Linked DNA regions of Homo sapiens: region 2 is linked to region 1. Evidence: chromatin loops called from intact Hi-C (ENCODE). Cell type or tissue: ascending aorta. All regions are shown on one strand. Each heading gives the region's core, and the rest is flanking DNA. Links, peaks and the distances in the headings are about the cores only.

Evidence for each region. A loop is a pair of places that touch in the nucleus more often than their neighbours do. Peaks named below come from ENCODE experiments on the same cell type or tissue, not always from the same donor. Only the 100,000 strongest peaks of a DNase experiment are listed, where the experiment ranks them.
Region 2: a loop joins it to region 1, with 4 times the contacts of the local background. A loop is called at or near these places in 4 of 110 quality-filtered maps.

Annotation. Positions count from the first base shown.
Region 1 is chr18:61,631,912-61,642,604 of GRCh38, forward strand. No RefSeq gene overlaps it. Among named protein-coding and RNA genes, the nearest start is that of LINC01544, 110 kb to the right of the region's middle. RefSeq lists an enhancer at 4,000-4,049. In ascending aorta, for the core only: a CTCF peak has its summit at 4,080 (motif pointing right); a DNase peak (open chromatin) is centred at 4,100.
Region 2 is chr18:62,032,804-62,043,496 of GRCh38, forward strand. It overlaps PIGN (phosphatidylinositol glycan anchor biosynthesis class N), which reads right to left. Exons shown (of 31, transcript NM_176787.5): 31 at 8,361-10,693. Among named protein-coding and RNA genes, the nearest start is that of RNF152, 150 kb to the left of the region's middle. In ascending aorta, for the core only: a CTCF peak has its summit at 5,396; no DNase peak of the experiment used is centred there; H3K27ac peaks cover 840 bases.

The DNA of each region.
Region 1 (10,693 bases), core at 2,112-7,111:
CTACAATCCCACCATGTTGGGAGGCTGAGGCAGGAGGATCACTTGAGGCCAGGAGTTCAAGACCAGCCTGGGCACCATAGTGAGACCCCCATCTCTATAAAAATAAATAATAAATAAATAAAATAAAAATAAATCCACTCTGATGATACACGCAATGCTTTAGGAAGTGTTAGTATCTCTTAGCTAAAAGTCCTCAGGCTCTCATATAGCTTCAATCTCCTCCAGCTTCTCTCCTGTGGACACTGCCTAGATGTCTGGGGGAGTAAGTGGCTGCTTGCTTTGCTGGCATTCATGGCTGAATTCTACAACTAGTGTAAACTATTATCTGGTCTTTCTTGGTTTGGGCACTGCTTGGGTGCCACATTCTGGCTTACCCCGACACCCCCCAAATTAACTCAATCCTCACTACTTTAGACCCCTCAGCCCCGGCCCATCCTCCACTCAGCCTGCCATCCTGGTGGTCCTCTGCTCCCAAAGACCTCCACCAATTCCAGCCTCAATCCTGAAATCCCTTCCACCCGCCAACGGCAGGCTCGGGGAAAGCCCCATGGCTCTCAGCTCAGCATCCATGCGATGTGGGATGTGCAGGCAGCCCAGGATCATTCCACCCTGGGCCTCTCTCTGTAGTGAGAGTACATTTGGCATGGCTGCCTCCCAGGTTGAGCTGTGCAGGTCTGAGAACTGATCCAGAGAGATTTTCAATATCCTAAGGAGTATCTTGGTTTAGAAGAGCCCTTCCTCTGCCCTTGGCTTTTTCCTTCCCCTCTACTTGAGCCAAAGACAAATAAAGCCCAAATCTGGGCACACACAACCCATTCTGGTCTACCTCCTTCTCCAAGACTGTTCACAATCCCCTTGGGCCAGAAGAGTCGACTTTCTCCCCTTCTATCACCTGGCGACACATCTCAAGCTTTCACTCTGATACCACGTCTACTCTCCCCAGCAGAACTATGTGAGCTGGGTTACCCAGGATTGGCCTTCCTATGTTAAGGTGTAGGGGGTGGGATGGAGTGGGAGATTAATTGGAAAAAATCTTAATTATCTTTCACACATCAGAATCTAAATGCTGTCTTGTCTTTCTCTGCATTCACACTGTAATTCACCAAATCCCCCAGTGCTGCACATCCCTTTTTCCAAGGCAAATTGGTCTGGGGCCAACTAGGTAAAAGGCGTGGCTCTCAGAAAGGTAAAATAAATGTGCATTAATACTTATCAAAACATTGTCCTTTACCTCATTAAAAGAAAAAACTTTTGACAAATTAAATTTAACAGAGTTTATTTGCGCAAAGAATGATTCGAGAATCGGGCAGCCTTCAGGACCCTTAGAAGTTCTGACAGCTGCTGTCCTTAAGCTGGGGCATTTATAGACAGAAAATGGAAGTGAGATACAGAATCCACTCAATTGGTTACAGCTCTGTGTTTGCCTTAACTGGGCATGATCTGTCTGATCAGTTGGCAGCCTGTGATTGGCTGAGACTCAGCTAGATGTTACAAAAAATATACTCCTAAATTAGGCTTTCAGTTTGCTTATGTACTAAGTTAAGTTGCAATTCATTATATAGGGACTCACGGTATAAGGGCAACCTCAGGCCAAATTTAGTTTAATTTAAATTATATACATACGCATTATTTGATGGTAGTATTTAGCAGTTAAGAATATTTAAAAACTCTAGCTAGTTTTGAGTACTCAAGTGTAAACCATAATGTATCATTTTTTTAGATTAAAAAGTGTATTTTGGCCAGGCACAGTGGCTCACTCCTGTAATCCCAGCACTTTAGGAGGCCAAGGAGGGTGGATCACCTGAGGTCAGGAGTTTGAGACCAGCCTGGCCAACATGGTGAAACCCCATCTCTATTAAAAATACAAAAAATTAGCGGAGCATGATGGCGGACGCCTTTAATCGCAGGTACTTGGGAGGCTGAGGCAGGAAAATCACTTGAACATGGAAGGCGGAGGTTGCAGTGAGCTGAGATTGCACCACTGCATTCCAGACTGGGCAACAAGAGCGAAACTCCATCTCAAAAAAAAAAAAAAAAAAAAAGTGCATTTTATTTTGCTAACAGCAGATGCTTTTGCATTGTGACAAAATATAGACACATATAAATGAGAGACATTTAATGGAAGAGTCCATGAGAGAGCTCAGGAACCAGACAGCCTGGATTCAAATACTGACTCTGCCAGTTCCCCTGGGTGAGTTACATATTCTCAGCCTTACTTTCCTTGTCTGTAAAATGGGAGAGAGAGTTTATAGGGTGCTTGTGACAAACAGGCAAAATAATACATACAAAATATATAGAACAGTGCCCTGCACATAGTAAAAACATGATAGTGTTCTCTGTTCATGTGTAATTACAATAATGTAATTACGATATAAATCTGACTCTCATACAGCTCTCAGTAAATATGGACTAAGTGCTGTGCTAAGGATTAAAAATTCAATATTAAGACAGACACAGTCCCTGCCCTTATGTGCTTATCAGAGCTGAAGATAAAGACCCTCTCTGGCTCATTGTACATAGACAAGATCAAGATGTTCTCTCTTAGGGAATTCCTCAGTTACCCAAGACTTTCTGGCTTCCCAGATGCCATTCAGGCCACCCAGTCTGAATTTCACCTCAGTTGGCATGTGTTTCTTTTGCCAACCCTATTTATTTATTTTTGAGATAGAGTCTTTCTCTGTTGCTCGGCTAGAGTGCAGTAGTATGATCATTGTTCACTACGCCATTGACCTCCTGGATTCAAGCAATTCTCCTGCCTCAGCCCCCCAAGTAGCTGGGACTGCAGGAGCATTCCACCATGTCCAGCTAATATTTTATTTTTTTGTAGAGATGGGTCTCACTGTGTTACCCAGGCTGGTCTTGAACTCCTGAGCTCAAGCAACGCTCCTGCCTCAGCCTCCCGAAGTGCTGGGATTACAGGCACAAGCCACCATGCCTGGCCTGCCAACCCTATTTAATCAATCGGCATTCTAGCTATTCACAACTGTTCATACATCCAGTCTTTGGTTCTGTTGGGGCTCAAAAAAACATTACCCCAAAGTATGGTGCTTTGGCACGCTGAGTACTTTGAACTAAAGGAGGAGATTGGAAGGCCTCAGACGTGGCCTCAGAAGCAGTCTCTCCTCTGATCTTCTCCTGTCTTCTTTCTCCCCCTGAAGCAAATCATAGAAACCAAAATCCCCCTTCTCCAAGGTGGGTTCTTGTTCCCTGAACATTGCTGTTATCCTGTTCTTTTTTCAGGGTGCCCAGATTTCATATTGTTCAAACACACATGCTCTATAATTTGTGCAGTTAACGCAATCATCACGGAGTCATGAGGCAACATACATCCTCCTCAGCTTATAAAATGACAGGATTAAGAGATTAAAATAAAGACAGGCATGGGAAATCACAAGGGTATTGATTGGGGAAGTGACAAGTGTCCATGAAATCTTCACGATTTATGTTCAGAGATTGCAGTAAAGACAGGCATAAGAAATTATAAAAGTATTAATTTGGGGAACTAATAAATGTCCATGAAATCTTCACAATCCACGTTCTTCTGCCATGGCTTCAGCCGGTCCCTCCGTTCGGGGTCCCTGACTTCCCGCAACAGTGGGTCATAAAGCTAAGATCCCTCTTCCCCAAAGCAAGCCATAAAGTCTGAAAAGGTCACTCTTTCCCTTCTTCCCTTTCTCTTTCCAGAAAGATTCTGCCCCATACGGGGGAGAAAGCCTACATAGAGAGGCCAAAAAGAGTCTGGACATACCTGGCTGGGTCCCCCTGCCTCGGTCTATCGCCATTAGATCACACCCCTTGTCCACTCACATTTTGACATAGTTGTCCACTCTTCATGGAACGTAAGCATACAAATAGATGGTTTTCTCTGGGTCTTTGGGTCTTCATTTGTGAAGGCTCTTGCGCTATGTAAAACTTTGATTCAAATAATTTGTTACACTTTCCTCTTGTTAACCTGTCTTTTCCTATAGGAGTGTCAGCTGTGCCCCTTATGATGGGTAAGAAAATGTATCACACCTTTCCACCCCTAGTTTTCTCCAGGTGTGTGGGCAGCCCTGGGGCTGCGTTCTTCCATCAAGAAAACACAAGGGGGCGGTAGTGGCACTTGGGCTTGACGGTGGTGGGACTTAAAATTGAGTCCTAGAAGAGAAAAATAAAAATGATAGAAGGCAAAGATGGAAGAAGAGAAGGAGCAAAGATGAAAGAAGAGAAGGAGCAAGGAAAAGAAGTGTGGTGTGAAAAGAGCCAAGAACACATTTTAATGTTTTTCCCAGAGCCGTACTCCCTCCCCAGCGTGAAACAGTGCAAAGCATGGAATTAATCCACTCCAGTGCATTGTGGGGAAGAAGGTTTGAAGTGAAGGGAGCAGGGAAAGGCCCTTGCAGGCTGAAGCCCTGTAGAAGAGGGCTGGGCTAAGCAGCCTCTGGGGAAGGGGGGCACTTAGGGCCCAGACCAGCTGGCCTGCTGTTTCTTTCCACAGGCCCCAGGGTGCAACCAGCTTCTCTCACCTTAAGAGATTTCCCTGGCTTCTGAGCCAGCTGTCCCCAGCTACCACGCCCCACCCAGCCCCAGGCAAACACACGGTACATTTTCTTCTCTGAGATTTACTACCAGGAAACAGATTAAAAGGCAACAAAAATAAGCAGAGGGTGAATTACCCAGGTTAAAGGCAATCTTGTGCAGCTCCTGTGGACAGACCTCTAGTTCTTATTTTCTTTTAAAAACTAGATTGGATTGAATGCTTTGTCTTTTTTCTGAGAGAGCTAAGGTGACCAAATGTCCAGGTTTGCCCAGGTGTGAGGAGATTCCTGGAATTCAGGACTTTGAGTGCTAACCCTGGGAGAGTCCTGGTCAACTGGGAAGAGTTGGTCATCGACAGAGAGCTCAAACAGGCCCCTCCTCACCTCCAGACCAAGCTTCTGAATGAAGCTTTGCGGAAATCTCTACCAGTCAGGGCTGAACCAAGCATGGGAGTTCCTATTGGTCTCAAGTGGGCAATTTTCATCTTCAAGACCTTTACCAGGGAACCACTGGGTAGGGGCTCCAGTCTCCCCAGATGCCACACGATGTGCATTCCCCTGTGCCTGTTTCCTTACCAAAGCAGGAAGAAGTAGGATGGGATTTCTGTCTGGGAGCTCCTCTGGCCATTTTTTAGGGAGTGGTTACTTTTCTCCAGATCAGGGGACTCTCCCGTCCCCCGCTCAAAAGCATTTTTATTTTATAAACAAAGTTAAGCAGAGTTCCTTGCTGCAGGCCCTCCACTATGGCAGTGTATGAACACCATGCATTTTCTAGAGGAGCAGACTGGTTGCAGCACCTCCCAAACTATTCAATCACTGAATTTCCTCCCTTTTCTTTAAGAAACCTGCGTTCTGAAGAGCACACATGCTCCTGGAACCTTTGTTTGATCCCACTTAAGCAGCTTTGGGACCTCCCCTAGTGCTACCCAGTGCTGTTTTCATAAAAGAATCAAGCAGAGGACTGAGGGCTTTTCACTGAGATGGACCCAGCGCCACTGGCCGTGCCAAGCGTGCGCAGCAGGTGTGCGTGTGTGTGCGCTTGCTGGCAGGCGGCCCTCTGCAGGCAGTTCTTTGCACCTCAAGCCAGGTTGCATATGCCATCTCTGCTGGCTTGGGGAGAGCTATTTAAAGTCTCTCTAAAGGCCAGTAAGCCTGCATGACTTCTCACACTTCCTAAAAATGCAGGGTCCGAATGGTGCAAATTCCAGCCAATACAGCTCTTGGGTCATCCCCTTGTGTGCCAGCATATGTAGGACTCACATCAAGTTACTGTAAACAGATGGCATGTTTGTTACAGTCTTGCTTAAATGTACCAGTATATATGCACATTTTGTTTGCTAGTAGCTTGGAAGACTTGAGTTGATTAATTAAAAGCAACACATACTTAATAGTTGTGTTTTTTTCAAATGATACATTTGGTTTTTGTAATTTTTTTAAATGGAAAAAAAAAAACCCAACAAGGCCTGATTTATATACTGAAAAGAGGTTCTTTCCCAGTAAATTAGGAAAAGTAGTTTGCATTCCTGAACTTATTTATTTTCCCCTGTAGCTAATGTTGCTTGTTATTCTAAACTGAGTGGGGATGCTAAGAAAGAAAAAGCATTGCCCTCCTGTAGAGCATGTGTCACCTGTAAATTTCCATGAGACAGTGGTGCCTCTAATCTCTGAATTCAATTCCACCAGAGCAAATTGACTTTCACCGAGGTGACTTTGAAGCCAAGTCATTTTGCAGGTTCAAGAAGTAAACTCTGCCAGCCACACCACTGAGCCCACTGGCCAGGGTGCCGCCTGCAAAGCCCCACCTTCCACCACACCCTCCCTTCAGTACTGGTTCCACTGAGCTAGTCACCAAAACAAAACAAGTTGTTTAATTAAAAGATTTCCAGCTCCTTATTTCCCAAGTGCAACAGAATGGGAAAGTGTCCCTGCTGTAATGTAAATAATGGAAATCAGTCTTCTACACATCCTGGTGAGGGAAATTTCTCGTAGAAGAGTTGCCAGCCTTTCCAATACAGCACTTTGGGCTGAAACTCACACATATGTGCTATTGAAGTTGAATTCTGGCAAGTGCTATTCCTGGTATTTATTTGAAAGAAGCCAAGTACTTAAATGGAGTTAAAACAAAACGGGCTTTTTACTCTCTTCCCTGCAACCTGCAACCCTTGGCTTCCTCTTCTCTGAGTTTTGTTTGGATTTTTAAAAATTGACTACACCCCTTAAGAAATACCCCCCTCCGGAGTCAACTGGTCTCCAGTTGGCACTGGAAATGCTGAAATATCAAAAAGATGGTTGAAACTGTCTAAAGGGCAGCTTCCTGAGAAAAAATTAACCTTCCTTGGATTCCTCTCCAGGTTTTAGGCCAATTGAGGTCATCTTTGAAAGAACAACCTGTCCACCCTTTCCACCTGCAAAAGAGGGTGGTCCCTACCAACAGCTCACATGACTGACTATGGCAGCCACACTCAGGGCCTGGCACTTGCTGGGCCCAGAGAAAGTTGATTGGGGTTAAGATGGCCTGAGCGGTTTCAAGTCAGAGTGTGAGGCAGCTAGGAGGGGCCTCGGAGAAGACCAATTCCCACACTTTCCTCAAGAAGAAGCAGAGGCCTGAGGCCATGCATCTAGCCAGTTGTGGGAAGGGGAGGAAAGGGGATGCTTACACCTGTCAATTCATCTTTGGACCACCAAACCTTCCCCACCTCCACGTCAGCCAAGCTTGGGTCTCTTTCATGGAGCCAGGGAGGGGCAGTGGGAAGGAGACCTAAGGGCTAAAAAGACAAACTGGTCTTCCAAATATCAACCTGCCGTGTGGGATGAGGAGAGGCAGAAACAGGCATGATTGTAGGCTTGAGGAATGTGTTTTCCCTGCCTTCTCACCTTCCTTCTCATTTTATTTTTCCTTTTGGACTTCATGTGCAAACGTTCAAATTAATCATACTCCTTGGATCGTGGTCCTTTGTCATCTTGGTCTTCTCAATGCCTCCTCTTGCTTAGTTTTATTTATTTTTAATTTATTATTATTTTGCTTAAGCATACTCTGAGATATTTTTAATTATATATATATTTTATATATATATAATATATATATAATGAGACGGGGTCTCACTCTGTCACCCAGGCTGAAGTAGTGGTACAATTATAGCTCATTGCAGCCTCAAACTCCTGGACTCAAGCAATGCTCCTCTCTCAGCCTCCCAAAGTGCTGAGATTATAGGTGTGAGCCACCGTGTCTGGCTGCTTTATTTTGTTAATGGAAAAATCAAACCCTGTAAAATATTTTAACAAGGTTTATTCTGATCCAGTCTGAGTGACCATAGCCTAGGGAAACACAGTCTCAAGGAGTCCTGAGAAAGTGTGCCCAAGGTGGTTAGATTACAGTTTGGTTTTGTACATTTCAGGGAGGCAGGAGTTACAGGCAAAGACATAAATCAATATAGGGAAGGTACCCATTGGTTTTGCCCCAAAAGGCAGGATATCTCAAAGCAGGGGGCTTACAAGTCATAGGTGAATTCTGATATTCAGATATCCTTTAATTGGCAATCAGTTAAAGGAACAAAAGTTTGTCTAAAAACTTGGAGTTAACAGAAAGGGATGTTTAAGTTAAAATAATGATGTCAGAGCCAGCCACAATATGACCTGTTTAGCAACACCAGTGGCCTTCGGGCATAATTTAACTTGTGCCTTGCCTGGTCCTAGGTCTTGTTTATGATTTGGTATCTTACAGCCACAAAGAGTCTGTTTTTATCAGCCTTATGATCTCTATTCTAACATTAATGCTGGTTGGTTGTTGTGCCTAAACTCAAAAAGGGATAATGAGGCGTGCCCAAGCTCCCTTTCCATCATGGCTGGGAACTCAGTTTTTGAGGATTCTCTGGAGTCCCCTTGGCCAAGAGGGGGTAGGTTCAGTTGTTGGGGGGCTTAGGATTATATTTTTAGTTTACAGTTTATTTTTTTAAGTCTCCAAATACTACTTACTTCACTAGAGGCAACCATTCTAATCTGTTTAATGTGTATCTTTTTATTTTTATGTGTTCTTGCAAAATAATATTATTGCATGATATCTATGGATATATATATATACACACACACATATATGTAGCATATACATGCTAGAAATAAAATATTTAAAATATAAAATAAAATATTGATGCTATAAATTAAAAGTTTGAGCTCTTTATTTTCCAAAAATTATTGACACCCAAGAAGTTAAAAAAAATAGTATAGAGAAGCACATGAAAAAAAGCTCAGCATCAGTAGTCATTAGATAATGCAAACTGAAACCACATGAGATACCACTTCATACCCACGACAATGGCCATTATCTAAAAAAAAAAGAAGTGTTGACAAGGATGTGGAGAAATTGGAAACCTCATACATTCCTGGTGGGGATATAATCACCTTGAGCTCCTTATCCCAAAGCCTCTAGGTCCACCTGTGGCTGAGATCAGCCACTAAGTATCAGCTGGTTCCCCAAGGCATCTTTGGACTAGATTTGCAGGTGCCACCTTCAACCAAGCCAGTGGTTTCCCTCCTGCCCACATGCCTGGGGTCTAGTAAGTACTAAAACCAACTCAGGAAATTATACATTGCTGGTGGAGGTATAGCCATTATCACTGCGGAAAAACAGTTTGATGGTTCCTCAAGAAGTTAAACATAGAATTGTCATATGATCAAGCAGCTCTACTCCCAGGTATATACCCAAAAGAATTGAAAAGAGGGACTCAAATAGATACTTGTACGCCAATGTTCATATCAGCATTCTTCACAATAGACAAAAGGTTGGAACATCCAAGCATTCATCAACTGATGAATGTTTTTTAAAAGTGTGGTATATAGTTAAATATTAATATTTTATATTTTAAAATAAATGTGGATATTATTCATCCATAAAAAGGAATGAAATTCCAATCCATGCTACAACATGGGTGAACTCTGAAGACATTATGCCAAACGAAATAAGCTGGATTAAAAAGGACAAATATTGCATGATTTCACTTATCTGAAGTACCTAGAAGAGTCAAGGTCACAGAGACAAAAAGTAGAATAGTGGTTACAGGGGGCTAGAGGATGGAGAACAGGGAATTACTGTCTAATGGGTACAGAGGCTTAGTTTGGGATGATGAAAACATTCTAGAAATGAATGGTGGTGGTTGTAGCACAATGTGAATATAATTAATACCACTGAACTGAACAGGTAAAAATGTTTAAAATGGTAAGTTCTATGTTATGCATATTTTACCACATACAAAAAAAATCTAGAAAAATATCACACGTAGAGGTCCCCTACAAGCCAGGTCCCCTACAATCCAGGTCCCCTGGTTTCCTCCAGTGTTACATAACTACTTTTTTAATACCAAAATCAGGAAATTGACATTAGCATAAAACAGTTACCTGGACTATGGATCTTAGCCAGGTTTTATCAGCTCTGTGCATGCGCTCACTTTTTTATGTGTGTTTATATCTTGATGTATACTTCTATGACACTTTATCACATATACAAATTTGTATAACTGACACTTCAATCAAGATATATGTCTATATTTTTAATTTATCTAAAAGTTATTGTGTTATACATCTCATTCTTTTTCTTGCTTGCTAAAAAAAAAACCTAACCACTAAGCCGGAAGTGGAGGCACATGCCTGTAATCCCAGCGACTCAGAAGGCTGAGGCAGGAGAATCGCTTGAACCCGGGAGGCAGAGGTTGCAGTGAGCCGAGATAGTGCCATTGCACTCCAGCCTGGGCAACAAGAGCAAAGCTCCGTCTCAAAACAAACAAAACAAACAAACAGACAAAAAACCTAATCACTATACTCTTAAGATCTATGTTCTTAGGTATGTACCTAATTCATTGCATAATGTGATCATGTAGCATCACATCTAACTCTCATCTCTCCCAGTAGACATCTAAGTTGCCTCAAATTCCCTACCACAAAAAATAATAAGGTTGCAATAAACATCCTCGGGCAAGTGTCATGATGGTGCTGTGTGAGAATTTCTCTGGGTACCTTCCTAGACGCTGAATTGCTGGGACATTACATTTTTCATTTAATCAAGGTCTGCCAGGTTGCTATCCAAAAAATGGTGGCTCCAGTCTACACTCCTGCCCACTAGCAGAACATGAGTGTTTCTCTGTCCTCACACTCTAACCAACAATTGGCATTAACAGCTTTCTAGTTTT
Region 2 (10,693 bases), core at 3,283-8,282, 400 kb after region 1:
ATTTGTAAAGCATTTAAAACAGCGTCTGGCACATTGTAAGGACTACACAAGAGTTCATGAAAATTTTGTTAAAAGCCACAGTGAGAAATCACACTAAATGCTGAAGAGATACAAACACATTCAATGTATGCATATCAATTAAAGGTTTTGGTCACAAGTAACAGAGATGCAGACAAAAGTTTTTAGGATACAAATGGCTTGTAGAGTAACTAGGCAGGCTTAACAAATGGTTGGGGACCAAGGGAAGCTGGGCCACAGAGGACGCAGCCAAGGGGACCTGCAAGGAACATCATTGCAGTTTCCTTGGATGCCATAGCTAGTGTCTGCCCCAGCTGGGCTGCTAAGAACCACTATATGGGGCCACCTTCAGCTTCTATAGTGGGAGGCAGAGCACTGCATCCCCCCAAGACCCCTTTAATAGAAATCCACGCAAATAAGAAGGTAGAACGCTGACAATCAAAATAACACCTCCACAGTATGGCTTGTCTACATAAAATCACTGGATTTGTAAAGTTGGATTGAGAGGAAAGCATACCGATAAGAGGCTGCCTCATACTGAACTGTATGAAATAAAAAAACTGCACCACTTCCTGGCTGTTTGACTTGGGTGAGTTAACCTGAATCTTAGTTTCCTTTGATAAACGTGACTGATAGTAGATTATATCTGTTACTTCTTCTAAAGTGTTTAGTTCAGTGCCTTACACATGCTGATGGTTCATTAAGCACGAATGCCTACAAACATGTGATCAATGGAATTAAATCTTTTACTTCTGAATATAAATTGAGTTCTGTATTTCATTGTAGAACTATGCTTATTTGAACTCTTCCCTCAAGCCCCTTCTCAATTGCTGGCCTTCTTGGCACATCAGTTTTCCTGAGCTTTCTCTCTCGGAGTCTCTGAGTACTTGTTGCACGTATTGCTCGTAAGGCAAATATCACATGCTGCCTTTATTCACCAGCTGTATCATCTATACCCATACTTTAAGTATGCAGTGCACTAAGAAGCTAATGTTCTTATTCAGAGGTGAAGCCTGTAAACAAATTTAATACAATTTAATGTTTCAATCTAATCTAAGTCATAAGTGCATTGAGACCAATAAACATGTCATGGGGCAGGCAGTATTATCACAGTATTACAGATGAATCAGTTGAGACTCAGAGGGGTTTGTCTAAGGTCACACAACTAATAAGAAGCAGAGCCCAGATGGGTCTGTGTGATTCTAGAGTGCATAAATTCTGCCTCCTAAACTGCATTATCAGTTTCTTGAGGGCAAGAATTAGGTTGAATATGCCTTTGTGTTTCCCTTATAACCTGGTAAAGTCTTGAAAGAGGCAGGGCTCTAGCTTTGAGGACCAATAGATAAAATAGCAAACATTTTAAAACCATACAACCCATTGGTGAATGGCTAGAAAGCCAATGTGTTCCTTGTTTTGTTCTGTTTTCTGAATCTAATAAGTGAGACGTGGTCTCACTATGTTGCCCAGGCTGTCCTTGAACTCCTGGACTTAAGCAATCCTCTTGCCTCAGCCTCCTGTGTTGGAGCTCCCACACAGAGTCTCCACTGGTGTACTGCCTAGTGGAGCTGTAAGAGGCCACTGTCCTCCAGACCCCAGAATGGTAGATCCACCAACAGCTTGCACCGTGCACCTGAAAAAGCCACAGACACTCAATGCCAGCCCATGAAAGCAGACAGGACTGGGGCTGTACCCTGCAAAACCACAGGGGTGGAGCTGCCCAAGGCCGTGGGAGCCTAACTCTTGCATCAGTGTGACCTGGATGTGAGACATGGAGTCAAAGGAGATTATTTTGAAGCTTTAAGATTTAATTGCTGCCTTCTTGGATTCTGGACTTGCATGGGGCCTGTAGCTCCTTCGTTTTGGCCAACTTCTCCCATTTGAAACAGGTGTATTTACCCAATATCTGTACCCCTACTGTATTTAGGAAGTAATTTTGATTTTACAGGCTCATGTAAAGGAAGGGGACTTGCCTTGTCTCAGATGAGACTTTGGACTGTGGACTTCTGAGTTAATACTGAAATGAATTAAGACTTTGGGGGACTGTTGGGATGGCATGATTGGTTTTGAAATGTGAGGACATAAGATTTGGGAGGGGCCGGGGGAGAATGCTATGGTTTGGCTCTGTGTCCCCACCCAAACCACCTTGAATTGTAATAATCCCCACTTGTCATGGGAGGGACCTTGTGGGAGGTAATTAAACCATGGGGGTGGGTTTCTCCTGTGCTGTTCTCATGATAGTGAATAAATCTCATGAGATCTGATGGTTTTATAAAGGGGAGCTCCCCTGCACATGCTTTTTTTGCCTGCCACCATGTGAGACATGACTTTGCTCCTCATTCACCTTCCACCATGATTGTGAGGCCTCCCCAGCCATGTGGAACTGTAAGTCCATTAAATCTCTCTCCTTTTGTAAATTACCCAGTCTTGGGTATGTCTTTATTAGCAGAATGAGAACGAACTGATACAAAAATGCACCCCAAAGAAAAGCAATGGCAAATTAATCTACTGATTTTTGTATAGTTATATGTAAAGTTCAACTAAGACCTTGAACCAATGCCTTGATTATGGCCATCTCTGAACAAAACATTGTAACTCAATATCATAATGTTTAAATTCCCGCAGCTGTGGAGTTCCCCTGGGAAACCAGACAGTTCAATCTTGTTTTTTCAGAAGGCCTTATTTAAGAAACCTAACTTATTACTTTTTTATCTTTTTTTTATTGTACTTTAAGTTCTAGGGTACATGTGCACAACCTGCAGGTTTGTTACATATGTATACATGTGCCATGTTGGTGTGCTGCACCCATTAACTCATCATTTACATTAGGTATATCTCCTAATGCTATCCCTCCCCCTTCCCCCCACCCCACAACAGGCCCCGGTGTGTGATGTTCCCCATCCTGTGTCCAAGTGTTCTCATTGTTCGATTCCCACCTATGAGTGAGAACATGCGGTGTTTGAAAACCTATTTTTAACAAGTACTTATATTTCTAATTTCATCAAGTATGTCAGGAACATAATCAGATTTAGAGTGCTTAACCAAAAAAGGCTTTACTTTTCTCATGTATCCAGAAGCTGGAGGTGAGCTTTTCTAGGGTGGTATGGTGAGCAGCTAAGGGATTCTACCATGGACTCAGTCATCATCCATCTTCCAGCTAAGCCTTCCTTTCCAGGTAGTTTCATTTTCAAATGCATTATTCCTAGGTTGCAAAACTGCTCCACCTCCAGCAGCATGCCTACATTTCAGATACAGGAGGAAAAGGCAACAGGCAGGAAGGAACATCAGCTCCACTGAGGTTTCCAGAAGCTCTACCCAGAGACTTCTGTGTGTACATAATTGGCAAGAGCTGCACTGCATTGGCATGCATCATTGCAAGGGAAGATGAGTTTTTTTTCTTTTTTTTTCTTTTTAATTGTTGTTGTTGTTTTTTAAATCCCAGTATACTTTTTTTTTTAAAGATTTTTTTAGAGATGTGGTCTCACTATGTTGCCCAGGCTGTCCTTGAACTCCTGGGCTTAAGCAATCCTCTTGCCTCAGCCTCCTGAGTAGCTGGGACTATAGGTGTATGCCACCCTGCCTGGCTCTGGGCATATTTCTGACAAACAAATCAAGGTTCTGATGGTAAAAAAGGAGAGTGGATACTGGGTAGGTAACTAGCAATGCTTGCCACAAGTAAAACACATGTGAACCGTGGATTATGTTGTTTTTCCTCTGGATATTTTAGTACTTGAATTTCTTACATAACAAATTGTTTATGGAGCAAGGAAACTATGGAGAGATCCTAAACTAGGGGCTACAAAGCTGTCCACAGGGCTGGTTTCATTCCACTGGTTCTCAATGGCCATATTATGCCCTTCTTTTTTGTCAACTGCTAGTTAGGACATTGCATTTCAGGAGGAGCATATTACTGCCATAGGCCCTGAAAGAATCCTTATCTTAGCAGATGCTAACTGGTATGTTAACCTGCCATCATGTCTGGCCACTCAGCATTCAACTGCCCATAACTTTCATTGCTGGTCTTCCTTGACCTGGGACACGTGAGGGATTTGAGGTCAACCAGCTGGTGCAGAGGAAGCACTCAGTAAATATGATCTGCCAGTTTCATTATTATTACCTCCTCAATTACAACACAAGCTCTTCAAGGGCAGGACTGATGTCTTATACTTTGTATCCCCACTCTGCTTGACTAGGAGAGGATATTGAATTATCTGCTGATTAATGCAATGTCTTACTTTAACTCATGCCACTGACCTGCACATTAAGGCTACTGCTGTCATCATCTATGTAATTCCACTCATGTGACCTAAGCAAAGGATAAATGTATTTTGTTTCCAAGTGTTATCGTCTGTGTGGACTATTTTTCTGGCATCCCCAAGGAAGCAGTTGTATACCCCTAAGGGAGTCTGGTGATTAAAAGTTTTCGCTTTAGACTTAGACTGAAATTAGCTCTGAGTTGACTAGCAAATCAACTTGCCAAAGGGAGGACTCTGGAACATTCATTTAGTCTCTTGGAACTTCAGTTTTCTTATCTGGAAAATAAGGCTGATATCTACCTTGGTTGGTGTTGTATGGGCCATGGCCGGGCCTGTCCACATGAAAGCCCCTCAGTGGGCATGGGTGGAACAGCCCAGGGCCCCATCGTGCAGACAAAGCAGGGACGTAAAGGCCTAGTGAAGCTGGCCCTCCTGAGCAGCACAACCACTGCCTCTTACGGTGATGTAAGTTGTTTGGGAATGCTGCCATGGCTGTGAGCACTGAGGGCAGCGGGTCCATGCTCTGTGTTCCTCTGCTCTACTGGGCAAATCGTTCTCCTCGGGCTTCTAAGAGCCCTAATCTTTGGTGGAGGCACGGTGAGCTGGAGAGACCTTTGAGGGGAGGGCAAAACCACCTATATATTTTTCTCTCGTTACTATCTTTCCAGTGTTTGTTGCTTTTGCTGAAGAAAAACCAAACTTGAGTAGAGCCTAAGACATCCTTCTTGACAGCCTGGAACCCAGACCAGGCTCGCTGAGGTCTGGCCTAGCACTAGTGGTTGCAATAACTCAATTATGTGAGATCATGAGTGTAAAGCCCCTGGCACAGGGCTTGGCATATGGCAGGCTCTCCATTGGGATTATTTGTGCTATTGTTTCTCCAGTAGCACCTATGAGAAAATTTGTATTTTGTTTTGGAGGAATGAACATGTAAGAGTTCTTTGCAGTTCCTGGAGATTGAGGCTATGCAAAGCTAAGATTTTTAATTCCTGTTTTTACTACATAATACCAAAACAGGGCACTTGAACATTTTGTAGTATTAGGCATGAAAGCAGCACTGTGAATCGGAGGGATAAAGTCTGAATCAGTTTTCATGGAACCATTCTGCCCCCTAAATTCCAACTTAGCAGAAGATAAAAACCAGGAACAAAAATAAACATTTTAAGTGGAGCTTCGGATTTCTCGTAATCCACCGTGTTCTTAGAGAGATCAGTGAATTCAATCCCCCTCCGTGTTTTTTTTTTTTTTTTTTTTGAAAAGATTACTTACTGGGAGGTTACTAGAATATTTCACTTAATTGAACTTGGCCAAAAACAGCTCTGAAACTTCACATGTTAGAAACTTTCTCTCAGTTGCAGCTTGAAAATCTTGCAAAGAACTTAGACTGGTCTTGTGTGGGTTGGATGTGCACCCCTAAACTAGTCAAATGTGGTGAGAAGGGTCATAAAAAATTTTTGGCTCCTGCCAGAAACAGAAGGTTAGCAATGCAGGCACAGTTATCTCAAGAGGAAATGCTGAGCAAAGGCACAGCTGACCACTACACACTCATGTGAGATTTATGTGGAACATAATAATTGGCTGGGCACAGTGGCTCGTGCCTCTGATCCCAATACTTTGGGAGACCAAGGGGCAGATTGCATGAGCCCAGGAATTCAAGACCATCCTGGGCAGCATGGCAGGACCCTGTCTCTACAAAAACAAAATATTTAAAAATTAGCCCGTGGTTCCAGCTATTCAGGAGGCTGAGGTAAGAGGGCTGTTTGAACCCAGGAAGTCAAGGAAGCAGTGAGCCATCATTGTACCACTGCACTACAGCTTGCACGACACAGTGAGACCCTGTCTCAAAATAATAATAATAATAATAATAATAATAATAATAATAATAATAGCTACAATAATTGATTGAAAGTAATTCAGGAAGAAAAATGTTATACACATTGGGCTCTAACATGGCTCAGAGAGGAGTTACAGGAGTGAAAGAGCAGAGAGAGAACTAGGGAGAAATAACGAAAACAGAAAAAAACCAGTGAACCACCCCTTCAATCCTCTGCTTCTCTGTTATTACACTTCTAATGCATTTATGTAAAATTATGTGTATAGAGTAAAAATTTTAAAAACATAAAATTACAATTTTAAATAATCTTGTTATTTTACAATAGTTTTATAGAAAATTTGCAAAATTAATACAGAGGGTTCCAACACACTCCCTCACCCAGTTTCTCTTATTATTAATACCTAATGATTACTAATTACTAAAAACTACTAAGGCACAGTTTTCACATTTAATGAACAAATATTGACATTTTATTAACTACATTCCATACTTTATTCAGATTTCCTTAGTTTTTACCTGATGTCCTTTTCTGTTTCAGGGCCCCATCCAGGATGCCGCACCCCATGTTTAGGGCCCCATCCAGGGTGCCGCATCTCATGTTTAGGGCCCCATCCAGGGTGCCGCACCCCATGTTTAGGGTCCATCCAGGGTGCCGCACCCCATGTTTAGGGTCCATCCAGGGTGCCGCACCCCATGTTTAGGGCCCCATCCAGAGTGCCGCACCCCATGATTAGGGCCCATTCAGGGTGCCGCACCCCATGTTTAGGGCCCATCCAGGGTGCCGCACCCCATGTTTAGGGCCCCATCCAGGGTGCCGCACATCATGTTTAGGGCCCCATCCAGGGTGCCGCACCCCATGTTTAGGGCCCATCCAGAGTGCCGCACCCCATGTTTAGGGCCCCATCGACGATGCCGCACCCCATGTTTAGGGCCCCTTCCAGGGTGCCGCACCCCATGTTTAGGGCCCAGCCAGGGTGCCGCAACTCATGTTTAGGGCCCCTTCCAGGGTGCCGCACCCCATGTTTAGGGCCCCATCCAGGGTGCCGCACATCATGTTTAGGGCCCCATCCAGGGTGCCGCACCCCATGTTTAGGGCCCCATCCAGGGTGCCGCACCCCATGTTTAGGGCCCCATCCAGAGTGCCGCACCCCATGTTTAGGGCCCCATCGACGATGCCGCACCCCATGTTTAGGGCCCCTTCCAGGGTGCCGCACCCCATGTTTAGGGCCCAGCCAGGGTGCCGCAACTCATGTTTAGGGCCCCTTCCAGGGTGCCGCACCCCATGTTTAGGGCCCCATCCAGGGTGCCGCACATCATGTTTAGGGCCCCATCCAGGGTGCCGCACCCCATGTTTAGGGCCCCATCCAGGGTGCCGCACCGCATGTTTAGGGCCCATCCAGGGTGCCGCACCCCATGCAGTGGTCATGTCTCTACAGGCTTCTCTTGGCTTTGACAGTTTCTCAGCCTTTTCTCGTTTTTGATGACCTTGGTAGTTTTGAAAAGTACTCACTGGGTATTTTGCCAAATGTTCCTATATTGATATTTGTCTGTTTTTCTCATGATTAGACTGGGTTTATGAGCACTGGGGAGGAAGTCCGTGTAGCTAAAGTGCCATTCTCATCATGTATCCAGGGTACATACTGTCAGCTTATCACTGTTGATGTTCACATAGATCACCTGGCTATGCTATGAGCAGTTTTTAATAAAATAAAACCAATCACAATAGCATGAGAGATAGGACATGATAAGCAAACATGTATCAGGCAAATCAGGATTTAATTGTATGGTTTCTAACTTTAAGAATATTACTTCTCATCAGCAAGGAGAGGAGCTTTTAAAATGTTGACAGACGATTTCTAGAATTTCAAGTAATACAGGGATATTCGAGGTAACAGTTTATGTCTGTAAGATTGACAATTACCTGTGTTGGTCCCTTCGTTAATCACATTAGTCAAATTCACTGAACATTATCTGCTTAAAGTAAAAACAACTTTAAAAAATTCATGGAATCACTGATGTTTGATGCAATTGGTATTTGATACCAGTCAAGCTAATTAAATTCTTCTGTAAAAAGAATTTATCTTTTCATGAGTTTACCCAAGAGTAATAATAATTTTAGATTTTAGCCCTTTGAGGCCAATTAAAGGAAATTTTGATAACTGATGTTTTCTTTTCATAGTTTTTTTAAATAACAAAGCATTATAAAAATTTAACTACTAATCACTTTCTACACTGTCAAATCATAAGAAAACAAGTTGAAATTTGGTGCAAATTTATTTTTCAGGTAAAAGATATAAAACATAAGGTATGAAGGCTTAGTCTATACTCTAGCAGGGCTAGACAATGAGCCATGATGAACCGAATGCAATCTGGTACCACTGGCCTTTCCCACATGAAAGACTAAATGATGACAGGTGTAATATATACAGAGGCAGGAAAAATTGCAGGAAATTGTAAAGTTTTCTCACATTAAGGGTTAAAGTAAAAATGGTATTCCAGTTCTCAGGGAAAAAAATTCAATCAACATACAACACCCTATTTTCAAAACTATGACAAATTAAGGTTTTAGTGCAAAATTATATGGAGACATTTCTTTTTGAGGCAGAGTCTCACTTTGTCGCCCAGAGTGGCACCATCTCGGCTCATTGCAAATTCCACCTCCCAGGTTCAAGCAATTCTCATGCCTCAGGCTCCTGAGTAGCAAGGATTACAGGAGCCTACCACCCCGCCGGGTGTGTGTGTGTGTGTGTGTGTGTGTGTGTGTGTGTGTGTGTGTGTGTGTGTGTGTGTGTGTGTGTTTAGTAGAGATGGGGTTTTGCCATCTTGGCCAGACTGGTCTCGAACTCCTGACCTCAAGTGATCCACCCACCTCGGCCTCCCAAAGTGCTGGAATTACAGGGGTGAGCCACCAAGCCCGGCTTTGGAAACATTTCTTATGTTTACCAATCAGGAAGAAAACTCTAAGACAGGGTCTGCTGTCAAGCTAGTGGAAACTTTTGGCATAATGCTATCTTCCTCCCTTCACAACGTACATCACAAGTTAAATTCCCTTAGAACTAATGTAAATATACCTATTTAAGGTGGTTTGACTAGATGTTTCTCAAATATATTTAATTAAGAAACTCTTTTCAGCTGGGTGAGGCAGCTCACGCCTGTAATCCCAGCACTTTGGGAGGCCGAGGCGGGTGAACTGCTTGAGGTCAGGAGTTCAAGATGAGCCTGACAAACATGGTGAAACCTTGTCAGTACTAAAAATATGAAAATTAGCCAGACGTGGTGGTGGGCACCTGTAATCCCAGCTACTCAGGAGGCTGAGGCAGAAGAATCGCTTGAACCAGGGAGGCGGAGCTTGCAGTGAGCTGACATTGCGCCACTGCATTCCAGCCTTGGCGAGAGAGCCAGAGTCTGTCTTGAAAAAAAAAGAAAGAAAGAAAAAAGAAACTATTTTTATTATGACATTTATTTGTATTACAAGGAACCAATGTTCTAAGGGACAATCTCTGATAAATGCTGCTGTGTGGCAAATAAATGCTGCAGTTCTGAAGGTAGAAAGTTGAGCAGTAACTGTAACCCGTTTTAAGTGTACCCAAGGAAATGAATAAGAGACACATCTCAAAGGTTCTTTTTGTTTCTTTATAGAATGAATATTAAGTACTTTTCATGAGTTTACCCAAGAGTAATAATAATTCTAGATTTTAGCCCTGTGAGGCCAATTAAAGATAATTTTGATTATTAATGTTTCCTTCTCATTTTTTTTTTAAATAACAAAGCATCATAAAGAAATCCCAGTCAAAAAAAAATGCTGCTGCCTGGAAAACATAGTGAAACCCTGTCTCCATCAAAAAATATTTTAAAATTAGCTAGGTGTGGGGGCATGTGCCTGTAGTCTCAGCTACTCAGGAGGCTGAGGTGGCAGGATCACTTGAGCCCAGGAGGCAGAGGTTGCAGTGAGCTGAGATGGTGCCACTGCATTCTAGCCTGAACAAGAGTGAGACCCTGTCTCAAAACAAAAACGAAAAAAAAAAAAACAAAAAACCATGCTTATACAGAAATGGGAAAATGCTACAAAGATATTGCCATAGTACTGAAAGCACACAGCATAACAATCATTAATGCTTTGAAGCATTTTAAAAACAGTAAGGGGAATGTCAACATAAAAAAGAACAACTACGAAAAGGTGAGAAATGATCAAGTTATCTCTGGTCTCTTAAAAGAAGGAGTTCTCAGAACTGGTCTGAAGGGGGTCTTCTCCAAATGACAGAGTTGATTAGCTCCATTCTCTTCAGCCCCCTGACATGATGGCATCTAGTGTGAATATGGGAGCTCACCAGGTTCTCCCAAGGACAGGGTGGCCCTGCAACAGCTACGCCTGTCCTAGAGACCATACCCACGCAATCTCCTTCATTCCCTCTAGGCCAGCTTCATCAGAAATCATGTTTTTAATGGCACAGTTATATGTCAAAAAGGAGGAGAAAAGGAGCCCCTAGTCCACCAAAACAAGTGTAAAAAGGTCGCAGGAGGGGAGGAGGATTGACACTGATGTTCTTAATATCTGAGTTGGCTGAAATTTGTAATAAGTTTTTCATGA